Regions from separate parts of the Homo sapiens genome. Here regions 2, 3, 4 and 5 are each linked to region 1. Evidence: chromatin loops called from intact Hi-C (ENCODE). Cell type or tissue: heart right ventricle. All regions are shown on one strand. Region 1 has its middle 140 kb from the start of LINC02458. Region 2 has its middle 32 kb from the start of LINC02458. Region 3 overlaps POC1B-DUSP6 (POC1B-DUSP6 readthrough). Region 4 has its middle 45 kb from the start of LINC02458. Region 5 has its middle 66 kb from the start of LINC02458.

Evidence for each region. Hi-C counts contacts between places; a loop is a spot of excess contacts. Peaks named below come from ENCODE experiments on the same cell type or tissue, not always from the same donor. Only the 100,000 strongest peaks of a DNase experiment are listed, where the experiment ranks them.
Region 2: it touches region 1 in a loop (2.0-fold over the local background); 13 of 110 quality-filtered maps call a loop at or near these places.
Region 3: it touches region 1 in a loop (2.8-fold over the local background); 15 of 110 quality-filtered maps call a loop at or near these places.
Region 4: a loop joins it to region 1, with 2.4 times the contacts of the local background. A loop is called at or near these places in 12 of 110 quality-filtered maps.
Region 5: it touches region 1 in a loop (2.6-fold over the local background); 7 of 110 quality-filtered maps call a loop at or near these places.

The regions. Positions count from the first base shown.
Region 1 is chr12:89,160,433-89,165,432 of GRCh38, reverse strand. No RefSeq gene overlaps it. Among named protein-coding and RNA genes, the nearest start is that of LINC02458, 140 kb to the right of the region's middle. RefSeq lists an enhancer at 4,671-4,730. In heart right ventricle, no CTCF peak of the experiment used is centred here; DNase peaks (open chromatin) are centred at 2,512 and 4,572; H3K27ac peaks cover 4,311 bases.
Region 2 is chr12:89,048,883-89,053,882 of GRCh38, reverse strand. No RefSeq gene overlaps it. Among named protein-coding and RNA genes, the nearest start is that of LINC02458, 32 kb to the right of the region's middle. In heart right ventricle, CTCF peaks have their summits at 2,410 and 2,614 (motif pointing left); no DNase peak of the experiment used is centred here.
Region 3 is chr12:89,456,689-89,461,688 of GRCh38, reverse strand. The region is part of intron 9 of POC1B-DUSP6 (POC1B-DUSP6 readthrough); the gene reads left to right. POC1B (POC1 centriolar protein B) reads left to right here. Exons shown (of 12, transcript NM_172240.3): 10 at 1,971-2,051. Among named protein-coding and RNA genes, the nearest start is that of GALNT4, 66 kb to the left of the region's middle. In heart right ventricle, a CTCF peak has its summit at 2,226 (motif pointing right); no DNase peak of the experiment used is centred here; H3K4me3 peaks cover 523 bases; H3K27ac peaks cover 963 bases.
Region 4 is chr12:89,062,090-89,067,089 of GRCh38, reverse strand. No RefSeq gene overlaps it. Among named protein-coding and RNA genes, the nearest start is that of LINC02458, 45 kb to the right of the region's middle. In heart right ventricle, no CTCF peak of the experiment used is centred here; no DNase peak of the experiment used is centred here.
Region 5 is chr12:89,083,375-89,088,374 of GRCh38, reverse strand. No RefSeq gene overlaps it. Among named protein-coding and RNA genes, the nearest start is that of LINC02458, 66 kb to the right of the region's middle. In heart right ventricle, no CTCF peak of the experiment used is centred here; a DNase peak (open chromatin) is centred at 2,814; H3K27ac peaks cover 4,006 bases.

The sequences.
Region 1 (5,000 bases):
AATGAAAAAGTATAATGTTTTAGTCCTTTTTCTCCATTGAGGAAATTTCTGTAGAATGGGTAGTCTCTGTAGAATGGGTAGAAAATAAAATGAATGCTTTAGAAAAAGACGGAGATGAATTTCCCTTAATGCCCAAAAAGACTTTGGGCCTAGACCTCCATGCACCTGCATTCAGCAGACATTGTGTGGCCTGCAAATCCCAAAATATTTACTATCTGGTCCTTTGAGGGTGTTTGCCAATCCCTGATTTAGCATATTAGTTATCTATCGCTATGTAGCAACACCAAAATGTAGTAGCTTAAAATAACAAACATTTATTCAGAGATACAGATAAAGGCTTCTGTAGGTAAGCGAGTCTGGCTTAGGGTCTCTCATGAGGTTTTAGACAAGCTGTTGACCAGGTTTTCAGTCGTTTCAAGGTTTGACTGAGGCTAAGGAATCCACTTCCAACTTCACACAGGTGGTTGCTGGGAGACCTCAGTTCCTCACTGGTTGCTGGAGAGAGAGAGAGAGAGAGAGCGCCGCTTCCAACTTCACACAGGTGGTTGCTGGGAGACCTCAGTTCCTCACTGGTTACTGGAGAGAGAGAGAGAGAGAGAGAGAGAGAGAGAGAGAGAGAGAGAGAGAGATAGTCTCTTATACCCAAAATTAGAGGTTACATACCATTACTTTCACCATATTCAGTTTGTTAGAAGTGACCACTAAGTACAACCCACATTCAAGGAGGATTATATAAAGGAATGGACATCAGGAGGCAGAGGTTATTGGGAGCTATCTCGAATTCTGACTATCAGACTATCACAATTAGTAACTTACCACCACCCACCCCTGCCCCACTAAATTTTACCCTTTTATACCTTTTATATTCTCATGCTATATGTGGATGTGGACTTGTGTCACTGTAGCTCTGGAATTTAGGACTATGATAACCAAGGTAAGCCAGATAGTGAAGAGTTGAAGTCATTTTAATGAACAGTCCAACTCTGAGATAGCAAGTCTTGTTGGTGCCTGTGGACCAAATTCACACTAAGACTCCAGAGGTTAGAGATACAGTACTTGGGAACCCATACGGACAAATCCTTACATATGGTAAGGATTCAGAAAGAATAGAGACCAGTGGTTAAGGCAAGTCTAGTTTGTGGCAAGGTAGGCAATTAAGAGAGCACATCAATAACAATGAGCACTTTTTATTTGTGAATTCATTCAGTATTCAACAAATATTTACTGATCTCCTGCTAGGCCCTAGGTGCTATTGAAGGCTTTGGGGATTTAGCAACAAACTTGGAAGCAAAGACGGCCTCAGGCAGGAAATATCTTACAGCAGATGCTTCCTTTGTATGTTGACAGAGCCAACAGGTGACTTCCCAGAACTTGACCTTTTTCAGTATTTGTGTGCAGAAGATACTTACATAAAAAGGTAATAGGTAGAGTTAAGTATATCCAGGGAAATGGAGACAGGTCCTAGAAACTTTTTAATGCATATACAGTCCTTCTTAGCTCAACTGAATGCTTTAAAAATGCTTGCTGCCCCAAAGTTTGTGAGTCCAGACACTGGCATGGAATGGCAGGGTCTATAAAAGCTATACATTGTTGAAAGGATCAATATGCTGCCTTGTTTTTCTTACCTGCTTTATTTAGCCATTTTTAGTATAGTCATATCTTTCACTAGGCTCAAACTATTTATTTAACAATCAGATCTAAAATTCTGCTCTAGAATCCTCAACTCAAAACCCAAACCATTTTTCTTCATATTAAGATGGGTGCAGAGAAGAGAGATTGGGGGAGGAGGGTGAGTTTTCTTGATCGATCCCGAAGAAGTCAGGCTGATTTGGCGATAAGATCCTTTGTCTGTGCTAGTTGGGTTGAAGAATAATCATGGTGGCCCTGCCTCCAGGACATTGCAAAAGTTTTGATGTGTCAATGAAGTTAATTTTCTCTGTGTATGTGATTGAAAGTCCTTTTTAGGATCCTGTTAGACCCAAATATTCCATCGCCTGTATTTACGTCAGTGGTTTATTGGTGTGGAATTTTTTAATGGCTCTCTGGGACAGACTTACACTCTGAGCTCTGTAGAGCTCAGAGAAATGTTTATTTCAGCCATCCACCTTTCAAAAGGGAGAGACTTGGAGGAAAATACAAATTTGAAAATTTATTGTTTCGAATGTGAATCTGTGAGGAAAATGGAAATGTAATTTCTAAATGAAATAACAGCAAAGCAAAATATTGATGTATACTAGGTAGCCACAGCCATCTCTGACTGTGAATACTTTTTCTTGGAGATTGTAATATCTGATGCCAGATACACACATGTTTTACACTTATTCAGCAGTTAAAGGTAAGAGGTTGTGAAACTCTAAATAAGCCAGGAAAAAAAAAAAGAGGCAAAGGGCTGAGTCTGAGTGAGTAAGGGAAGATAAATCAGATGAGATTGCATGTTGATGACACTCCCTAGTGTTGCTCAACAGCAATATCTGACAAACAGCAAGAGAAAAAGGAAACATTTTGGCAGAGTCAGCCACCCCCAGCAACCCTCTTCAAAACCCTGCTAAGAAATCCCCACCACTGGATGAGTTATTTCCTCTTTCTGCAGTATGAGTACAATGGGAAAAAAAATAGGCCCTAGAGCTGAAATATTGAAGTTAGGAAACAGTGGCATGAGTAACAACACAGAAATGAATTAGACAGGCCTAGAGGCACAGATCTTCCATCTAGAGGGCTCGAGTTTTGAAGTCCGTTTTGGTACAGTGGGTATTTGGACCATCTTTCAAGACTGTTATGATGTTTTGTTTATGACCATCCTTTTTACTCTTCACTTTGCTTATTAGCTCCTCCCGCCTGGAATCAAAAGGAACTGTACCTCCCTCAACCCCTGTGTAGCCCCACCAGAATCGCTTTGGAAGTGCTTATGCTTTCTTCAAAGCCCAACTGAAGTCCATTTTCCTCCAAGAAGCTGTCTAAGCTCTTCTAGTTCAGAATTAGCCTCTTTCTCTTTTCTTCTCTTAATGAATATCTTTAGTCTTTTATTAAATTGGTCACAGTGCCCTTTATCTGCAAGTTATTTATACATTTTTTTTGTCTTCTCTATTGAGTTAAAAAACCTCCTGAGAGCAAAGGCCTTGTCATTAACATTTTTATGCTTCCTATACCATTTACTTGGTGATAAGAGGGCTGTAATAAGCCAATGTAATAAGTCATTATTGACTTAAAGTATAAACTCTTAATAAATATAATAAGGATTAATAGGTTCCTAGTCAAAAGTACCTTAACTGTGTTTTTTGCAGATAGAACAGATCAGTCTCTATTTTGTTTTATAGAATGCTGATGAAATAAACTAAGCTATTTTTTAAAAAATCCCAGGGAAGCAAGTTTTTATTTTTATTTTTATTTTAGAACTGTTTGATTAAAAGGTAAAAGAATTTCTCCACCTATCTTTGAGTTCCTTGGAGACACAAGACCATGTACTTGTCCTGTTGGCATCAGGTTAGAGTTATGGTAGGTTCTAGAACATTTTAATTTTTACCCTCTTACTAGAGAAACCTGCTATTTAAACAGAGTTCCATTTCTTAAAAAATAAGCAGACTAACTTTCACCAAACGCTACAGTTTTCTCCCTTCATCCTCCTTCCCAAGCCTCTCAAATGTGTCATTTACGCCTATTGGCTATACTTGCGAAATTGTGCTTCCCTTTCCTAACTCTTTGCATTAACTGGCTTTGATCTTCATCACCCTCCAGAAGCAGTTCTCTAAAAGGTCAATAGTGGCATTCTTTTTGTCAAAATCTCTATAGCATCTATAGTTGATAGCCTGATCTTTGTGACTCCCTGCTGTCTTGGCTTTCACATTTCTCTGTTTTTTTTTTTTCTAGGGGGTAGGATAACTAATTTGTGAAACACACATGTCCGTATGTCTGTTTGCGCTATTGGTATATTTGAAGCTCATCACAATTCTCTGAGGCAGGGGTCATTCTTGTATACTATCACTTGAGTATAGATTTTTTGGTTTTGTCTCATTGGTCAATCACTTTGTAGAGGTAGGCTGGTTGAAAATTCACTGAGAGTGGAATCCATGCACTCCACCTCTTCTCCATCACCCACAGTGCCTGACACAGCAAATATTTTCAGACTTAATAAATATTTGTTGACTGATTGTAGTTGAAAGTGCTCAGGTCTTGAAATAGAAGAACAACATGAACATTGACCAGATTTTGGTTGAATTTCTCTGTTTTTCAAAGTGCTGGCAGAAAACTCCTTTCATAAACCATCTTAAAGGAAAAATGACTCCTTCATAAGATCATATTTGACACTAATTTAGAAAACCATTAGCAACTGTCACAGGTAGGTCAGAGCAGGCTTCCCTCCAATGACAGGAGAACCTCTCAGCTGGAAGTGATCGAACCCTGAGGTCTCCATCTGAATTAAATCAGGGTGATTATATTTATTATCTGCTCTCGGCATCTTTGCCAAGTTTCTGAGTCAGATGCACTGAATTTGTACTTTCTGTCTGACACGCAGATATCTTATCCCTCATTTCCATGTGAGATTAAGACTGGCCCCGGGTGAAATGAGAGCATGGGGGCGGTGCTGGTGAAGTTAGTCTGTGTGTCACCCTCTCCATTTCCTCTTACACTCCCTTTATCCCCTTTCAGTTCCTCCTTTCCCACCAGGTGCCAGAGGGGTTATGCTTCCCCATAGTCTTTCTTGGCATTGGGGAAGTGATGGGAACTAACTTTTTTTTTTAAGTGTCTACTATGAAGCACATTATTGGGCATTCTTGAGTCATTGCTTAAGTTTTTAGTCCCTTTGCCTCCATGAGACAGCTTTTTATTATTTGGGTATCACAGAGATTGAAACTGAGGCTTTGAAAGGGTAGAAAACATGTCCAAATCACACAGCTTATAAATACAAAGGTGGGATTTAAGATCTGCCTGTCTGACTCCAAAACATCTGGGCTCCTGATATTGTACAAGGTCAGCTCCTCAGAGGAAAGGGATGAGATAAAATT
Region 2 (5,000 bases), 110 kb after region 1:
GGTATGTCTTTATTAGCAGTGTGAGTGCGGATTAATACAGTAAATTGGTACCAGTAGAGTGGGACATTGATGAAAAGATACCCCAAAATGTGGAAGTGACTTTGAAACTGGGTAACATGCAGAGGTTGGAACAGTTTGGAGGGCTCAGAAGTAGATAGGAAAATGTGGAAAAATTTGGAACTCCCTAGAGACTTGTTGAGTGGCTTTGGCCAAAATGCTGATAATGATATGAACAAAGAAATCCAGGCTGAGGTGGTCTCAGAAGGAGATGAACTCATTGGGAACTGGAGCAAAAGTGACTCTTGTTATATTTTAGCAAAGAGACTGGTGGCACTTTGCCCCTGCCCTAGAGATTTGTGGAACTTTGAACTTGAAAGATGATTTAGGGTATTTGATGAAGAAATTTCTAAGCATCAAAGGATTCAAGAGGTGACTTGGGTGCTGCTAAAGGCATTCAGTTTTAAAAGGTAAACAGAGCATGAAAGTTTCGAAAATTTGCAGCCTGACAATGTGACAGAAAAGAAAATCCCATTTTCTAAGGAGAAATTCAAGCCAGCTTCAGAAATTTGTGTAAGTAACAAGGAGCTGAATGTTAATCCCCAAAACAATGAGGAAAATGTCTCCAGGCATGTCAGATGTCTTCATGGCAGCCCCTCCCATCACAGGCCCAATGGTGTAGGAAGAAAAAATAGTCTTCTGGGCTAGGCCCAGGGTTTCTGTGCTGTGTGCAGCCTAGGGACTCAGTGCCCTGTGTCCCAGCCACTCCAGCTGTGACTAAATAGGGCCAAGGTACAGCTCAGGCTGTGGCTTCAGAGGGTGCAAGCCCCAAGTCTTGGCAGCTTCCATGTGGTGTTGAGCCTGTGGGTGCACAGAAGTCAAATATTGAGGTTTGGAAACCTCTGCCTAGGTTTCAGAGGATGTACAGAAACACCTGGATGTCCAGGCAGAAGTTTGCTGCAGGGGCAGGGCACTCATGGGGAAACTCTGCTAGCGCAATGCAGAAGGGAAATGTGGGGTGGGCACCCCCACCCAGAGTCCCCACTGGGGCACTGCCTAGTAGAGCTGTGAGAAGAGGGCCACTTTCCTCCATACCCCAGAATGGTAGATCTGCTGATAGTTTGCATCATGTGCCTGGAAAAGCTGTAGACACTCAATGGCAGCCCATGAAAGCAGCCAGGAGGGAGGCTTTACCCTTTAAAACCATAGGTGCAGAGCTGCCCAAGACCATGGGAACCCACCTCTTGCATCAGCACGACCTGGATGTGAGACATGGAATCAAAGGAGATCATTTTGGAGAAGATTTGACTGCCCTGTTGGATTTCAGACTTGCATGGGGCCTGTAGCCCCTTTGTTTTGCCCAATTTTTCCCATTTGGAATGGCTGTATTTACCCAATGCCTGTACCCCCATTGTATCTAGGAAGTAACTAACTTGCTTTTGATTTTGCAAGCTCATAAGCAGAAGGAACTTGCCTTGACTTGGATGAGACTCTGGACTGTGGACTTTTTAGTTAATGCTGAAATGAATTAAGACTTAGGGAGACTGTTGGGAAGACACGATTAGTTTAGAGATGTGAGGACATGAGATTTTGGAGGGTCCAGGGGCAGAATGATATGGTTTGGCTATGTCCTCACCAAAATCTCATCTCAAATTCCCACATGTTTTGGGAAGGACCTGGTGGGAGGTAATTGAATCACTGAATCATCATTATCGTGAGAAAAGCAGGTCTTTCACATGCTTTTCTCCTGATAGTGAATAAGGCTCAAGAGATCTGATGGTTTTATAAGTGGGAGTTTCCCTGCACAACCTCTCTCTCTCTCTTTGCCTCCTGCCATTCATGTAAGACATGACTTACTCCTCTTTGCCTTCCACCATGATTGTGAGGCCTCCCTAGCCCTGTGGAACTGTAAGTCAATTAAACCTCTTTCTTTTGTAAATTGCCCAGTCTCAGGTATGTTTTTATCAGCAGCATGAAAACAGACTAATACAGTGCCTCTATTTCAAACCTGAGTGTGTGGGATTGAGATATATCTAGATAGTTGGTGATAATGCTGTAATTTGTTTAGTCATTCAGGTTCATCCTAATGAAGTATTGATAAGACAATAAGCGTTTATACTTTGGGCTGCGTTTGGGTCAGGGTTCAACAAAATAATGCTACTTATTCCATATTGGAGTTCATTTTTAGATTTCAATTCACTCTCAATTTTTGCTTAATTCCTGGTGGGGAGAATCATTTAAATCAATTTGATATGATTTAAGTCACAGCATGATTAAATCTTCATCAAAAAAGAGCTTTACCAACATAGTCATAACATATTATCATAATATTATCATAATAGTCATAAGATCATCAATGGCCATTTATTAGGCCTCCATTTAACATATAATATTGACTTAAATTACTACTATACTTTAGAGTTTGAGGGTGATGACAGAGTAAAATACTTGAATCAGCCTCTAAAACTGTGTACATATAGAGGTGTTTAATAAAGCCGTTCTGGGCAGTTTTTATTTCATAAGCCAGAAATAATTTAGCATTTTATTAAGATTTGTATTACTGAAAACTGTCAGGTACCCAAATGCTGAATGATTGATAGTGTTTCTCTACCCTCTAGTGGTCTGATGCAGAACTGAAAAGGCCAACACGAGAATCTTCAAGTACAATTGCCTGGGAATCCTGAGGTCTGGACAGCAACACCTGAATCTGAATCTCTTTTGGGTTGAATCATAAAAGAAAATAGTATGGAGAGATTTAAGGCCAGGCCTCTGGAGAAGGGTAATATAAGCATGGATTTTCATCTTTAAGCTGATTTCAAAACATGACAGATGGAGTGGAGGTGGTTTACAAAAACGTTTCCCCTTTACATGTCTTACTTATTCTGGAATACTGAAGGGTGAAGTACATTGAAACAAATAATCTCTCCCTGGATTTCTCATCAATGACATTATTGACATTGGGCGTGACAATGCTTTGTTGTGGAGGACCCCCTTGTGCATTATAGAATGTTTAGCAGCATCCCTGTCTTCTTACCCACTAGATAACAGGAACATCCTGCACCCCATCCCTAACTGTGATAATCAAAATGTCTCTAGCATGGAAAATATCTTCTTTGGAGGAAGAATTTCCCCCATTGAGAACCGTCTTGCTCTTAACGGTTCCTATTAGGTAGGTTGGAAATAATTTGCCAATAAAAATAATTATTTTATTGGCAGGGCGCGGTGGCTCATGCCTGTAATCCCAGCACTTTGGGAGGCCAAGGCAGGCAGATCACGAGGTCAGGAACTCGAGACCATCCTGGGGCTAGCACGGTGAAACCCCGTCTCTACTAAAAATACAAAAAAATTACCAGGGCTTGGTGGCATGCACCTATAATCCCAGCTACTCAGGAGGTTGAGGCAGGAGAATTGCTTGAACCCAGGAGGCAGAGGTTGCAGTGAGCCGAGATGGTGCCACTGCACTCCATCCTGAGAGACAGAGTGAGACTCCGTCTCAAAAATATATATATATTTTAATACTTAGCACTTGCTAATAATCCCTGTATTATTTAATTTAATCCTTATAAGAATCCTCAGGTGTAAGTCCTACACTAGTATTATCCCAGTCTTACAGATGAGGAAACGAGGACTCAGAGGAGTTGAGTAACTTTTGTGACATTGCATAGGCAAATGGTAGAGCCAGCATTAAAATCCAGGTAGTCTAGCTCTGAAATCTGCATTTCGAAACACTCTATCATAAGAGTGTCAACCTTTTTTTTTTTTTTTTTTTTTTTGAGACGGAGTCTCGCTCTGTCGCCCAGGCCGGACTGCGGACTGCAGTGGCACAATCTCTGCTCACTGCAAGCTCCGCTTCCCGGGTTCATGCCATTCTCCTGCCTCAGCCTCCCGAGTGTCAACCCTTTTAAATCTCTCAAATGGGATGAAAAAGAGCATTACTGATTTACAAGCAATAATAATCCATAGATTCCAATTTGCATAATTCTCTGGACTGACAATAAAACAGAAGGGAAAGACAGTGGAATGACCTTGTCAGAGGAAGATCCATTCATTTTCTTCATTTACTTATCGAATGCCTACTGTCTACACAGATACAGAAATGTATAAAACAAAGGTCCTGCCTTCTGAAGCTTACTTACATTGTTGCAATCAACAAGAAAATGAACAAAGTCATATATATGATATTTCATATAATAATATGCTATGGAGAAGATAGAACATGTTAAAGGGAATAGACAGGGCATGAGATGGAGCAAGAGTTCTGCTATTTTTATATAGGTCAGGGATGAAGGAATGAGAAAGTGACCAAGTGAAGATGTGATGGGGAAGTATTCCCAGTGGTGAGAATAACAAATGCAAAGGCCCTGAGGTAGGAGTATATTTGAAGTAGGAGCAAATTTGCTAGCGTGGCATGGGGAAGGCAAGTAGTCAATAGGATTGGAGTAGAGTTGAGTGAAGGGGAATAGAAGAAGATGAGGTTGAGAGGCAGTGGCAAACAGGCAGGAAGGGAACTGCAGATCTTGCAAGGCCTAGTAAGCCCTTGTAAGAACTTCAACTTTTACTCAGCATGAGATGAAAATGTATTGGAAAGAGAAATGCCATGCTCTGACTTAATTTTTCAAAAGATTATGCCAACCTTCTTTCCATGTTTGGAAAGTAGTTTTTCATACTGATTAAAATAATAAGTTCTGCAATCAGACTGAACTAATTCTAAATATCTCTAAAAAGTTCACTTTCTGTGGGTTTTGGGACAAGTAACTTGCCTTTGTCTTGATTTTCTTGTCTGAAAAGAAAAAGATGTGGCAGTACTCTAGTTTATTGAATCTAAGTGCCATCAGACAGGAGATGCACCATTATTTTACGTATCAATAAGAAAACAAAACATAACACTGCTAATGATGTACAAATCAGTCAAATCAGGCTCATGTACAAGTTAGTCAAATCAGTCTCTCTGAGTTTGGAAATGTCATTAATCTATTGCTGGGGACTTGGCAATTTTTCCTGCC
Region 3 (5,000 bases), 300 kb before region 1:
ACACTGGCTGGATAATTATAAAATGATTTTACTGTTTCTAAAACTACAGCCATACCCATCAAGCATGGTAAGTGCTTTAAAAATTATTCCACTCCTCTTATCACTGGCCAAGTCTTCATCACTACAGACCTGGATTAACGCTGTAGTGTCCTCACTGCCGTCCCTAATGTATTCATGACACTTTATGTGTCTGTCAGATTACTCTTTCAATTCAGCACATTGTAGCTTCCAACTTTCTGTGCCTTCCCAAATTCCTTCACCCTTCACAATTTGACCCTTGACAATCTTCTTTCTAACCCTGTGTGAAAGTATGTCAGCATTCTTCCACTATGCCATGAAGAATGCTCTTTTACTCATCTCCCTCTCTGTTTTTGTTTTCTAGATCTTTTATTAAAGAGCCGTCATATGCCGTGTTTCCTCCATAGGAAGTCTTTCTCACTGTCTAAGCCAAGCTTGTCCAGCCCACAGGTCACATGCTGGCTTTGAATCCAGCCCAACACAAATTCGTAAACTGTCTTAAAACATTATGAGATATTTTTGCAATTTTTTTTTTTTTAGCTCATCAGCTATCATTAATGTTAGTGTATTTTATGTGTGGCCCAAGACAATTCTTCCAATGTGGCCCAGGGAAAGCCAAAGATTGGACACTCCTGATAAGCGCTCAGTCAATAGTTTCTTCTTTAAGGTTCGTTAGTACACTTATTGGTACCATTCATTTGATATAAAACTCTGCTATCTTTGTTGCTCTTTGTTTACTTCTTTGTATTCATAATGTTTCAATTTTATTTTTAATTTTTATGTCTTTTCAAATTCTGAAATAGCCTCCCTCAAAGTTAGTCACCACTCTAGGTAATCATTCTGTTGCTTTTCTTTGTAACTTTATATATTTGAATCTATAATTATTGTTTAATTTTGAATGAGTTTGAACTTTATGTAAATGGAATTATATTGAATGTATATTTTCCGTAACTTACTTTTTAATTTAACATTAAAGTCCTGAGATTCATACATATGAATTCTGAATTCATGCATTCATAAATTGTTTTCACTGCTGTATTGCATTCCAGTGAATTTGTCACTGTAGTAATTCTTACAGCCTGTTTAACTGTTGATAGACACTTAGGGTACTTCCAATAGTTTTTTGGCCATTACAAACAATGCTGCTACAAACAGTGTTGGCGTCATTGAGCTTTCTAGTTTTTGCAGTCTAATAGGTATTAAGTGGTATTTTGCTTTAATTTCACTTTTCTCATTACGAATATTCTGAATATATTTATTTTCCATATACAGCACTCTGTTTTTGAGTTATTTATGATACAGTTTCTACTTATTTGAGCCTTTTTTAATGTTAACATAAGTTTTATTCTTTTCCATAAGGTCTTACTCTTTTTTGTATGTTTATTCTGATGTATTTTTAAACTTCTTTGATATTGTAAATGGTGTCCTTTAAAATTTTGCATTTTCTAACTGTGTGCTAGAATGCAGAAATGCAGTTGATTTCATATATTGATTTTGGGACTAACTTAAACTCTGACTATTCTAATGATTTAGCAATAAATTCTAGATAACATTATATATGAATGAGAATATTATTTCTTTCTAATTGTTATCTTAATACCTTTTATTTCCTTTTCTTACTGAACTGGCTAGGATTTTTTTCTTCATCTTTTGAGGTGGGTCATTTTATTTTATTTTTAATATTCCTTTTTAGGTAAATTACATTGATTTTCTAAAGTGAAAACCTTTTATTTCTGGGGTGAATTCAACCTTACCAAAATGATCTTTTCTTATACGTTGATAGAATTGGTAGGCTAACATTTAGCTTAAAATTTTTTTTATCCATAGTAATGAATATACCAATATATTTTAATTTTAGAATATATTAGAAAATGCCCTCCAGGTTTTTACAAATAGTATTTGGTTTCTTATGGTATGAAAATCTCATAATTTTTTTTTATGTATATACACAGATTAATCCAAAGCTTGAGGTAATCGATTTGCAGATCTCTACTCCCCCTGTTATGGATATCCTTTCTTTTGATTCTACCACAGTAAGTCGGGTTTTTTTTTTTTTTTTTGACACTTAAGTGGCATTTAATCATTTGGCATAATCCATTTTCCTTTAAAAAATGTTGGGGGAGGAGATAAAACGTGGCCTATGTAGCCTAACATTTTAGTATAGGAAAAACTTTATAGTCATATTTACAATGCATCTAAATAGTTTACCACAAGGGGGGAGCAGCAACAATTTCCAGGAAAGCTTTTTTTTTTTTTTTTTTTTATACTTTAAGTTTTAGGGTACATGTGCACAACGTGCAGGTTAGTTACATATGTATACATGTGCCATGTTGGTGTGCTGCACCCATTAACTCGTCATTTAACATTAGGTATATCTCCTAATGCTATCCCTCCCCCTGCCACCCCACCCCACAACAGGCCCTGGTGTGTGATGTTCCCCTTCCCAGGAAAGCTTTTACTTTGAGGTCCCTGAGCTCAGTCTAATCCATACCCACTGTCTCACGTATTAAGATGCCACCCAGGTAACATTTCACATGCTGTTGCAGAGCAGATTCCCTATTGTGTTATTTGTCCTTCAGAGGTGCTAAACTTACTTCTAGTCTTCTCATTAGAAGCTGTAAGAAAAACAGCACTGCCGTTGGTTAATCTCTTTTGATGGATTATCCATAAATTAAGAAGTATTTCTAATACTTACAATTTTGTTGATAGAAATTACATATATAAAATTTATTTATTCAGTGTTTTCAAAATTTTCAAAGATTAAGAATTTTAGCCTTTCCATTTAGGATTCTGCTAATTCTTTCCAAGGCAAATCACTGCCACAGTTGATCCTGCTAGTCAGTGCAAAACTAATCGTAAGAACAAATGGGAAGAACAGCGTGGTCTTTGACGACACTACTGCTATGATGTCAGTTTAGTTAAATATTTTGGGTACATTTTTAATTTGTAGCCAAAATAAAACCCTGACATTATGACATTACAAATTCTCTAATAGATCTCAAGAATAGTATTTATTGTAGAGGAATTCTACAGAGGACTAGTCCATTTTGAGTCTATCTTGTACCAGAAACCATTCTAATTATTCAAGGGTCCTTTCAGTGTTAATCCCATAGCAGAGAAGCCTCCTAGATCTCTCATTAGGAGTTTCAGTGACAAAAACGAAGTGAGGGTAACCAATGAGCTGATGGTTAAAGGGAATTCCAAGAATCACTGGTGACCACTAGGACTTCAAATCGATCTGTGTTCTTGTTTCTTACAGTATTCATGTTTATAACTCTAGCAGCATTGCTGCATTAATAATTTAAGAAATTAAAAATTAATGGGATGTCTACAACTTGCCACAGTGCTTGGCTTATAGTAGGTGTTCAGTACGTTTATGTTCAATGAATTACTCCAAATGCATGTTGTAGAAATTTACAAAATCTGATGAGTTAGGTTTTCCCCCTGTAGCGAGAAGGAGCAAACAGGAGGTTTATGAGATGTGCTGCCTCCTTGTGAGGTAGTCAGTAGACTAAAATTGCACATTTCTGGCCTAGAAAATATCATAGATCATTAAAAATCTTTGGTCCACCTTTTGAGACTCACTGTCTCTCCCAGTACCCTTCAAGTTTTGCAAAGCCTCATTACGTGAGGAATCCAGACAGTTTTGACAGACAGTGCTATTGAGGTGGGCATAACTGCCTCTTAGCAAGGGACAGCAGGATGTCCCTTGTAGTATAGATTGTACATATCTATTGTAGATCATATGTGTCTGTTGTAGTATACATCTATAATACAGGACCATAACTCGAGGAATATATGGGGTATGTGGGACTTTGAGAAGACAGTTCTGTATAACAAACACATGACATTTAATAGCTGTGCTACAAAACAGAATAATAAAATGGAAGAGTAAAATTATTATCCACAAAGGATAATATTAGGTTGAATTATATGAAATTGTCATTTTGTAGGCAAAAACAGTCTAATATCAATGACTTCACATGGTTTCACCCAATATATACGCATTAAAAGGAAGACTCCACTAGTATATAAAAATCCAGCAAACAAACAAACAAACAAAACACAGGAAAACAAAATCTTGTTTGCTATAAATTGGTTTGAGATTATGCTAATAAACTCCCATCTAGGTAGATTGTAATCTGGGACATAGCTGCTTGCTGCCAAGCAAGGTATAAGGACTTTATTTTAATAGTGCATTCTGAAGACATAGATTCTCATAAAGTAGTTAGACTTTTTAAAAGAATATCTCCAAAGGGCTTTTCTTTAAATTTTCAATGTGTATCTCTTTCTTTTAGTTCAATGATAGATAATTGGTTAGAAAACTAAAATAAAATTACTTTTTCAACTATTTACCTTTCCATTAATATAGTGGTAAATAAGCCTTAATTATAGTCTCCTCCCTACACTGACAGTTTCTCTTTTGCTTCTGCACAACAAATCAGACATAATTGTAAAGGGGATTTATTTCTGCTTTGGCATGAAGCACAATTGCATTCAATATTTTTGTGTGTACTTTGCATGTGATTGTAATTTAAAAACCTGGAGAAATACTGGAAGCCAAAAAAAGTAGTGTTTAAAGGTAATTTTTGTTATTGTTATTGTAGTTACTGTTTCTTTTGAGGGTTGATTTGTTTGGTTTTTGTAGATTGGACATTTCCTTAAAAATTCATTTCATCAAGGTAGGACATAAAAAAGATGTCTCTTTAAACCTTAATTTGTAAAATTTCTTAGTAGCATAAAAGAAGTTTGTTATGGTGTAAGAAATAGTTGGCCTCTATTTCTACTTTCACTTGATTTAATATTATATTCAGGAAGATTTGTAGATCGAAGTGTACTGATATCTGTGCTCTGATGTCTTCTCACTACAGAGAAGAAATTGTGGCATACAGTCTTTAACAGGTGGTATCTTTGTGGCTTGCACTTGTGTCTCTAATGCCAAGCAGGAAATTTGATACAATATTGTGGATCAAAATAAGCTG
Region 4 (5,000 bases), 98 kb after region 1:
TAACTGGAATTCTCTTTGTTAAAATCTACAATAGCCTGCAGGTTGCCAAACCCAATGGACTTCTTCCCCGCTCATCTTACCTGACTTCTCAGCAATATTTGTCAAAGTTGGGACCCTATCTGCTTGAAACATGCTTACCTCTTGGCTTCCAGGGTTATTTTCTTAATTTCCTTCTACTTATCAATGTTTTTTGTGGGGTTATTTTCTTAAATGCTGCCATTTCTCAGAGCTTGTCTTAGGTCTTTTTAAAATTGGGGGGTGGGAGCTAGGGGAGGAATAGCATTAGGAGAAATATCCAATGTAGATGACAGATTGATGGGTGCAGCAAACCACCATGGCACTTCTATACCTATGTAACAAACCTGCACGTTCTACGCATGTACCCCAGAACTTAAAGTATAATAATAGTAATAAAATCTTTTGCCTACATTTTCTCCTTTAGACATATCTCCTTTAGATACTTATATCATCCACTTTTACAGTTTTAAAATCTATGCTTCGAGTTCTGATATCTCCTCTGAGCTCCAAACTTGTATATGTAACTTATTTCTTGCATCTCGTAAAAATTATAAACATCACATACTTAAATGCTCAAAACAGAGCACTGAACTCACTGTCCTCATCTGACTTGAGAAACTTTTCATCCAGTTGATCAAGACAAAACCTAAGATCCATTCTTTTTTATGGAATTTTATAGAGATGAAATTCACATTACATAAAATTGATCATTTTATTTTGTATGTATTTCTGTATCTCTTCTCCCAGGCTGAAAGGCAGTGGCTTGATCATAGCTTATTGTAACTTCCAACTCCTCAGTTCAAAGAATCCTCTTGACTCAGCCTCCCAAGTAGCTAGGACTACAACCATGTACCACCATGCCCAGCTAATTTTTCAATATTTTAGTAGAGACAAGACTTCACTATGTTGCCCAGGCTGGTCTTGAACTCCTGGCCTCAAGTGATTTGTCCACCTTGACCTCCCATAGCATTGGAATTATATGCATGAGCCCCTGCATCCAGCCCCAAATTAATCATTTTAAAGTGAACAATCCAATGGCATTAATCCAATCACAGTATTTTTCCTCTATCTAGTTCCAAAACATTTTCATAACTCCAAAAGGAAACTCTATACTTATTAAGCAGTTAGTTCTCATCCTCCCCTCCTTCCAGACCCTGGCAACCATCAGTATATTTTCTTTCTCTATGGATTTACTTTTTCTGGATATTTTACATAAATGAAATCATGCAAATTGTGATATTTTGTCCCTGGCTTCTTTCACTTAGCATGTTTGCAGGTTCGTCCATGTTGTAACATGCATTAGTATTTCATTCTTTTTTATAGCCAAATAATATTTCATTTTATATATACTGTCAAAATTTCTTTATTCATTCATCCATTGATGGACATTTGGGCTGTTTCCACCTTTGGGATATTGTGAATGGTCTAAGATTCCTGATCTCCCTTCTCCTCATCTCATATCCTATGCATCAAAAGGTCCAGTTTATTCATGGCCAGAATATATATATTGATCCATCTCCTTCCTGCCATCTCCACTGTCACCCTTCTATTTTAGACGTTTAGCATTTCTATTTTATCTTACTAAATAATGTGTTTTCCTGATTCCTCTTTTTTTCTTGTGTGCTAATTCTTTGTCCACACAGCAGCAAGTGCAGTAACTTAAAAAAATAAAATCATTAGATATATTATTTAAAATTATTATGTATATATTTACATGAACATAAATATATATGGCTTATACATATTTACATATATATAGATAACCTTTATTGAGTATTTACTATGTCTTAGCCTCTGTTCTATGGGCTTCCCATGAAATAATTCACTTAAGTCTCAAAACAATGGAATAGGTCCTATTATTGTTCTTTGCAGATGAGGAAACAAAGGGTCACCCAGCTAATATGTAGCTGTTAAGCGAAGACGAAGACGTGAGCCTCAGGAATCTGTCTCAAGAAGCTGTCCTCTGATTGATATGCAAGATTGTCTAAATCACATCTTGCCTCTCCTTCTAAAAGCTGGTCAATGGCTCCTTATTCTACTAACAGTATGAGTCATGACCCAAAGGCACTGCATGAGTTGGCCTTGACTATTTTTCCACCCCATCTTGCCACTCTCCTTATTACTCATTCTTCTTTATTGATTTCTTCCCTCAGGCCCTTTCTTACACTAAGCTCCCCCAGGTCTATTCATACCCTCTTCCCTCAGCCTGAAACATCTATCTTCTCTCCAGCCTTTATATCTCAATCTAAATGGCAGCTCTTCTTGGTGTCTCTTTCTGCAATGGGTACATTTCCTTTGTGATTTTCTCTCTCTTGTTTAAAAAATCTCAAAGCTCTTATTTCAATCTGTAATGTGTTATTGTTATTATTATTGTTTGCCTTTTGCTCATTAAACCACCAGAATATGAGCCTCCTATTCAAAATATGTTTATATGTTTTTCCTAGTTATAATTATAGCTACTGAAATTTTCATGGTTCTTGACACAATTTGTACTACTGGAACTGGGATGGCTCCAATTCTCTGTGTTATATAGGGAGAAAAGAAAATTGAACTACTTAAATTTTTAGTTTAGTCTTTGTATAGCTTGATATTCCTTCTTTCTTCCTTCTCACTCCTTCCCTCGAGAAACGAAAAAGAACTCTCCGCAGTTCCACATGTTGCTAAATAATCATGAACTTTATTACCCTGGGTGACTAGGTATTGGTTAAATCCTTCGCTTGATCTCAGGGAAGATTAGTTAGAACTTGTCCAAATAAAAACAGTCTAGCAACATCTGGTCTTTTGTGGTGTGGTTTGAAGTGCTTACTGGTTGGTGGCTCCTTGTTTTTCCTCCACGTCTCTATTTGTTTTTTAAAAAAGTAATCATGCTTGGAGTTATTAGAGCAGACACCTGATAGAGCGGTCAGCCAATGCAGCTTTACCTCGTAATCAGCCCATCATAGAGAGGATACTAATACCATGCCACAGTGCGGCAATTCGAAGATTGCAGGAAGCACGGCAATACCCATCCTGTGATGATAACCCACATTCTGCTAACTCTATAGAAAATGAGTCCACAAATTGCCTACTTCAAATTCTCCCATGTGAGTCTGTCCCCAAAGATACACTCCTTTCTTAATTCTGAAGGAATGCCACTAGGGAGGTGAAGAGGCAGAGCTCTATATAGTGTCCTATGTGTAGCTTTCTGCTACAGATTTATCTTTCAGTTACATAGTGTCTGTCTCTTGGAATAATTAGGAAGATTAGAGGACTAAAAATCATGACAGCTGTCATTCATTTACTGCTAGGGAATATACATGTAATTATCACCATTTTTCAAAGTAGGAATTACCTTCTTTTCTTGTGTCGAATAAGGACATTGAAGCTTCCAGAAATTAGCCAAATTGTCCAGTGCCATTTAACTAGTAAGTGGAAAGCTACAATTCTAATTCATGTCCGAATCACTATAAAGCTATCATGATACCTGGATGCCAGACTGCTTTCAAGATTAAGGACCATAAATTATAAGTAATTTAAATACTCAATAAACGTATGCGTCTGTAAAAGCGAAACCTTAAGTCTGGATAACTTGTATATCATTAGCTAGTCCATTGCATCTTCAAAATGTGTTTGAGTTATTGGTTAATTATTTTAATCATGATATTAATAGTATGTATTTATTGAGGGCTTTCCCTGTCCCAGGTGCTGCACTACCTATATTATCTTTTTATCTACATAAAAACTTTGTGAGATAGATACAATTATGATTTTCATCTTTAGAAGAGAAAACAGGTTAACAAGGTTAATAGCTCACCAACCATAGAGTGGCAGAGGATGGGCTGTTGGACCTTTAAAAGCATGCTCATCGAGGTTAATAGCTCACCAATTATAAAGTAGCAGAGGATGGGCTGTTGGATCTTTTAAAGCACGCTTGTAACCACTGTGTTAACTGGCCTTTCATGCATTAACCATGATCATGCAGCTTTTTACCTGCCTGTAGAATATGAACAGATGTTATCTGTAGATTTTGATGGAGTCAATACTAATGGTTCTGCAACTTCTTGTAGGGATACCAAAAACTAATTACACTTCTTTCACAGAGCCACCTTAATGGCATGGGCAAGCTGAAGGCAGGGTTATAGACAATTAAGCACAGTATTAGAGTAACTACTAATGTGATATATTGCACAGAGAGCAGCTCACTGGGAAACAGAAGAGATGCGGGAATCATAGATCCTATTCTCAAGCAGTTTCATGAGAAAAAATTTCTAAGTGTGGAAGACCTGGTGAATAATTAGATCGCAAGATTTTAATTTCAAAGGAATATAGTATTTCAGTGTGTAAGGGTCTATTGAGTGCAGAAGAACTATATGCCAAGAGCTGGCAGATGATTTTTGCTCAGGTGTCTGAAAACTGTCACACACAAATTATTAGCGATGGAAGAAAAGTTGGAGAGGAAGCCAAACATAAATAGGAGCACAGATGCAGGACGCAGTAACTTGGTTCGCTAGTGTTGGGCATGAGTAGAACCGGAATCTGTGACAAAGAGTCAGCGAGGGGAAAAGAGCATGTTTTGGGACAAGACTGTACAGTGTGCAAAGGGTTTCTCTTCTTTAAATGACCCAGGACATTGTTTAGATAATCTTGTTTGTCACAATTTCTCTTTGTGGCACTCCTGAGGCTTTCTATATCTCTTCTAAAGCATGAAGTTGTTTTCTTCACAGATCTCATACAACTGGCTTATATTTAATCTGCAGCCATCATTGTCAGCCACTAACAAATTATCTTCTCTGTATGCCTCCCCCGGTTCAAAAGAGCCTACTCATAAAAACTGCTACATCTCCCATTGATGGAGGTATCTGATATCAACCAGACACTGTTCATCAGTACTTAAGCAATCAACAAGCCTTTATTGAGTTCCTTGATGTGTGCATGGGTCTAGGCACTGTTCCTAAAAATTAGGTGTTTCATAAAAAGCACTCAACAGTGATTCAGAAATTTCT
Region 5 (5,000 bases), 77 kb after region 1:
AGCCTCTCTTACCTTTCACCTGGAATCCCAGCAAGTCAGCTCCAGGCCTTTGGTCTTACCTCCCTCCTGTCTTTTCTTCACGTTGCAAATAGAGAGCTCTTTTGAAAACATAAACTGGCTTATATCACTTCCTCAATTAAAGTCCTCCAAAGGTTTTCCATTGCACTAGAGGAAAATCCAACTTCTTGTCCAGCCAACAAGGACCCACATAATCTCCCACTGCCCTCCTTTCTGAATGCATCATTATCACTTTCCTCATCCTGAGCCGGCTTCCTTTTTGTTTCTGAAACACCAGTTGGGGTCCTCTCAAGCCAAGTGTCTCAAATTCTTCACATTCTCCTCTCAGCCATTTGATGGCAGGCTTCCTTTGTTCATTTCAAAGGTATCCTCTTCAACAATATCTTTTCTTATCTCTTATCTAAAATTTTACCTCCACCCTACTCTTCCTCTATCCATTAACATGTTTTAGTATTTTTCATACCACAGATAGCATTTTAAAATTTGTTTATATGTAGTTAGGGAAACAATTACTTGTTTAGTACTGATAACTGGAGAAAAGAAGAGTTTGAAGGGATAATTTTAAGAGTACAACAAAATTTAGAGGAAAGAGAATGCAGTGGTCTGAATTCTAAAGTACATAAGGAGCTGAATTCCTCAGGCTGGTTAGAATCCCAAGGGTAAGGGCAAGGAGAGAGGACAAGAAAAGCTAGTGGGGTGATTTATGCTGAAAACGAAGGCAGGAAGCAGCTTGATGGGGCTTGAGACAAGGACCTGATTTGAAGACAGGGGTGTGATGCCTAGAAAGGCAGGTGGAAGTAGATTGCAGAGAGTCTCAAATGCTTGTCAGAGGCATTTATGAGCATTCTAGTAGCAAAGGACCTTTATGTCCTTTAGTTTCAGAGCTGGCTTCTGTTTTTTTCATATCGAGCAGCTCACACACAATCCCATGGGAGAACCTGTTGATTTAGAACTGTTTAAATACCAGTGATTTGCATTGGAGACTTTTTATCCTTAGGTAAACGTGTGTGCTAACAGTCAGACAATAATCCAGCCAGTAAGAATGAAGCCAGGCTGGCCTTCTCTGAGTTGGAAAATAACGAAAACAGGCAGGGCGTGGTGGCTCACATGTAACCCCACATGGCCTCACAGGGCGTGGTGGGGTTACACTTGTAACTCCAGCACTTTGGGAGGCCAAGGTGGGTGGATCACCTGAAGTCAGGAGTTTAAGACCAGCCTGGCCAACATGGTGAAATCCCTTCCCTACCAAAAATACAAAAAAATTAGCGAGGCATGGTGGTGGGTGCCTGTAATCCCAGGTACTCAGGAGGCTGAGGCAGGAGAATTGCTTGAACCTGGAAGGTGGAGGTTGCAGTGAGCCAAGATCGCGCCATTGCACTCCAGCCTGGGTGACAAGAGTGAAACTCTGCCTCAAAAAAATGTAAAAAAAAAAAAAAAAAGAAAAGAAAGAAAATAACCAAAACAGCTGGAAGAAAGATCACATGCACCTGTCGTGTTTGCTTTGGGACAGGCAATCTCATTCTGCAGTTTAGAAAAAAGAAACTTTTCACTCATCTAAGGAGATTTGCACTTCACAAACACACTTCCATTAGTAAAGTGATTATCATAAAGAAGGCAGAGTTTTCTCTTTTCAACAACAGGCCTACAGTACTTTGCTATGGACTGCTCTGATTATTAGGGGATTTTTTGGGAACATTTATAACTTCTTCCTCAGCTGTCCTTGTTCCTTCGGGGGAAGTTTATCTTATCATATCACTTAAAGTCTTGAAGAATCAAAGTGTATGGAAATCAGTGTGCCATGGAGGAAGTTTTCCGAACTTCAAAGTACAGATGCCTTGGGCATGGAAGGAACAGCCTGCCACCCAAGTGGTCGTCAGCATGTCTTTTCCCACCCTGCTTCCACCCAGCAGGCAGATTCTAGGATGTTCAGGGTGTTCCGAGACCATTTGGAAGCTAAAACAAATGTCTTCGCAGAAGCATTTCTTCTCATTTGGACAAAGAATAAGGGAACAATGTGGGTTGTTGAACTTGTATGTTTGGAGATGGAAGGATATTGGAAGCAGTTGCCAAATCCTTCCTTTCCTCAAGCACCTGTCTACCATGGGCTAGATCAGCCTTTAATCCTGGCTTTGAACATCAAGTTTTGACAACTACCACCCATCCTGCTGGAAACTGGCATTGTGTTTTTAATTTTCATTCTTTTGAGTCTTTTGGTTATGCTTGGAAGCACTGTGAAATCCGAGCCAATATGTGTGGAGAGGAAGATAGGGCAATATTTTATATATTTATAAATACACAAACAATAAACATAATATATATAAAACACATACATACATATGTACACATATCTACATGTATATATACATATATGTGTATGTTTATATATGTATATACTTATAATCTATTAGGCATATTATTTATTATTTTTCTGTATTATAAATATATATACATTATAGGTGTGTATACACATATAGACTGTGATGCGTGTGTGTGTGTGTGTGTATAAATAATTTTCCACAACCATTTGGACTCTCAGGAGTTTTCCTTCTTCTCATGTTTTTTCCATCAACTCTGCTAAGGTTGTTTAAATGGGAATTCTCTGACCCTTCCTTCTGACAGGATGAGGGGGACAGATGACTGAGCTCCAGCTATTCTCATGGTTGCAAGGCAGGAGACACCGCGACCTACAGGAAGCTTCCTCACTGGAGAAACATAACAAAGCACTGTCTGAGGCACTTCCGAAAGGGTGGGCTGGCTGCCCACAAGGCTGGGAATGGCAGCTTTGGCTTGGCTTGAGTTCATGGACATTTTCCTCTGGCTACCTAGGGAAGTTCTGCTTATAGTTCAACTTAGTAAGTGTACTACACCCTCTTCCCACAAACTCACGAGGAGGTGGGGGTAGGGATGCCACATTTTGTACCTAGTTCACTTTCGTGGGGTACTACTTTACACTTGAACATTGACTGTTTCAGTTCACAGTAGAAAGCTGAAGGGAGACAAAGTTAAACTCAAGAAAAGCATCTTCCTCTAGTAAAAGGTGCCAGGGAAGTTATTTACGGATGATGAGGAGGAGGCAGTGGAGATTACTAGCTAAATGCAGCATTTGGGTTATATGTGGATTATAAATTGCTGGATGTACAGATAGTTGAGAGTTGCCTGAACATCACAGACTCCAGTTGTAGATTTGTGACTTAAGGGTGACTGAAATAGGCAATGAGAATGACCCATGAAAGCCTTTCAAAAAGTCAACTTTTGCTAGTTCCATTAAGTAGAATTTTATTTTTCCTGCATAGCCGAGTATTTAGGACTTGGGTAATTCTCTCTGATAATGAATGTTTTCCCTACAGCTGGTTACATCCTTACAGCATGTGTTGGCTTGTGGTCCCTGGTGATGTAAGAGTGGGGGAAAGGCCATTAGCTGTGTAAGTTGAAGACCACAGATGTTCCCCGTTGTGCACTGGTTTTTCAGATGTAAATCTCGGTGTTCTGGGAGACCTGGTAGGAAGTTCTGGGAAATAATTCTGGGATAAAAGAAGTTTTAAACAATGCCCATTGCAAACACAAGGACACTGTAAATAAACCAAGTCTCCCATGTACTTCCCTTTCAGCCATAAATATATCTTTTCCTCTTCTGGATCTTACTGGGTTCTTCTTATAGGGCTTCTAGCCTACTGTGCCCTTGGCTGACTTAGTTTATCTCAACACTTCATCTAGTCTTTCCTCAATCACCTGGCCTTCCTATCACTCTTGTAGGATATATACTCCTTCCTGCAATTTTTGGAGGAACAGACATAAAGCCTTCTTTAGCTCCTCTTGGTACAAGAGTGGGCATGAAATGCAGCAGTCCACCAGGACCGTAATTCTCAAGGTCAGGGACGGGTTGTTCTCAATCCTTTCGTAGTTGATGAGAGTCTTTGAGATGACACTCAAGTTTGTCTTGTAGTATTCATGTTTGCTATATTATATTTCTGAGAACAAATAGAAGCCATTAGAAGGAAATCTCCCAACCTCCCCTAGGAAAAATAGCAATCTCTCTACCTCTGCACTCATGCTTTGCCCCTGGAGCACCTGCATCAGAATCACCTGGACTTGGTGTTGAAAAAGGCTAGACCTATTAATTCAGAAACCTAGAAGGTAGGTAATGTATGGGAATCTGAATGTTCATGAGCACACTTGCTGATTCTAATGTAGACTGAGATTGAAGAACTACTACCTCCACCTATCGATTATACTTTCTCTAATATATTTATCCCCTTCCATATTGGTTAAGATAAATGATCCTGGAGCTCTGACACTTACTAGCTGGGCAAGTTACTTAAACTCTGTGCTTCTATTTCCTTATCTATAAAATGAGGATAGTAAGAATACCCATTTTTCAAAGTTTTATAAGGAAGATTAAATGAATAAATATATGTAAAACATATACATATATTTGTATAAGGAATGTATGACCAACAAGATATATGTTGGCTCTTATTATTACCGAGTCCTTCCTCTCAACATTTAAACATATGTGAGATTCTGCTTTTTTTCTTTTTTAGGACTTTACTATTTTTTTAAATCCTCCAGAGACCTTTTATCTTTTTCTCTCTGTAGCCTCAGTAATAACCCTTTATCTTTTTATTATTTCCTCCAATATGTCCTGTTCCCTCTTCCCCACCACAGGGCTTTACTACACGATGAAATACGGCTCTCAACACCACCCTTTCCCTAGTTATTTTCTACTCATTCTCTATTGTCAACTCACTGGTCTCTTTTGTAGGGAACCTTCAGACTTAGCAAATGCCTCCCACTCTTCTGCTTTCAAATCCTGCATAGTATTTGTCAGATTTTTCATTTCACATTTATTTGTACAATCATTTGGTTATGCCTATTACCTCCACTACGCTGAAAGCTCTAAAAGGGCTGGGATCCTGCTAATTTTTGTCTGTAAATGTTTCCCCATTGCTGAGCATTGGGACTGGCACTTACTAGTTCCTTAT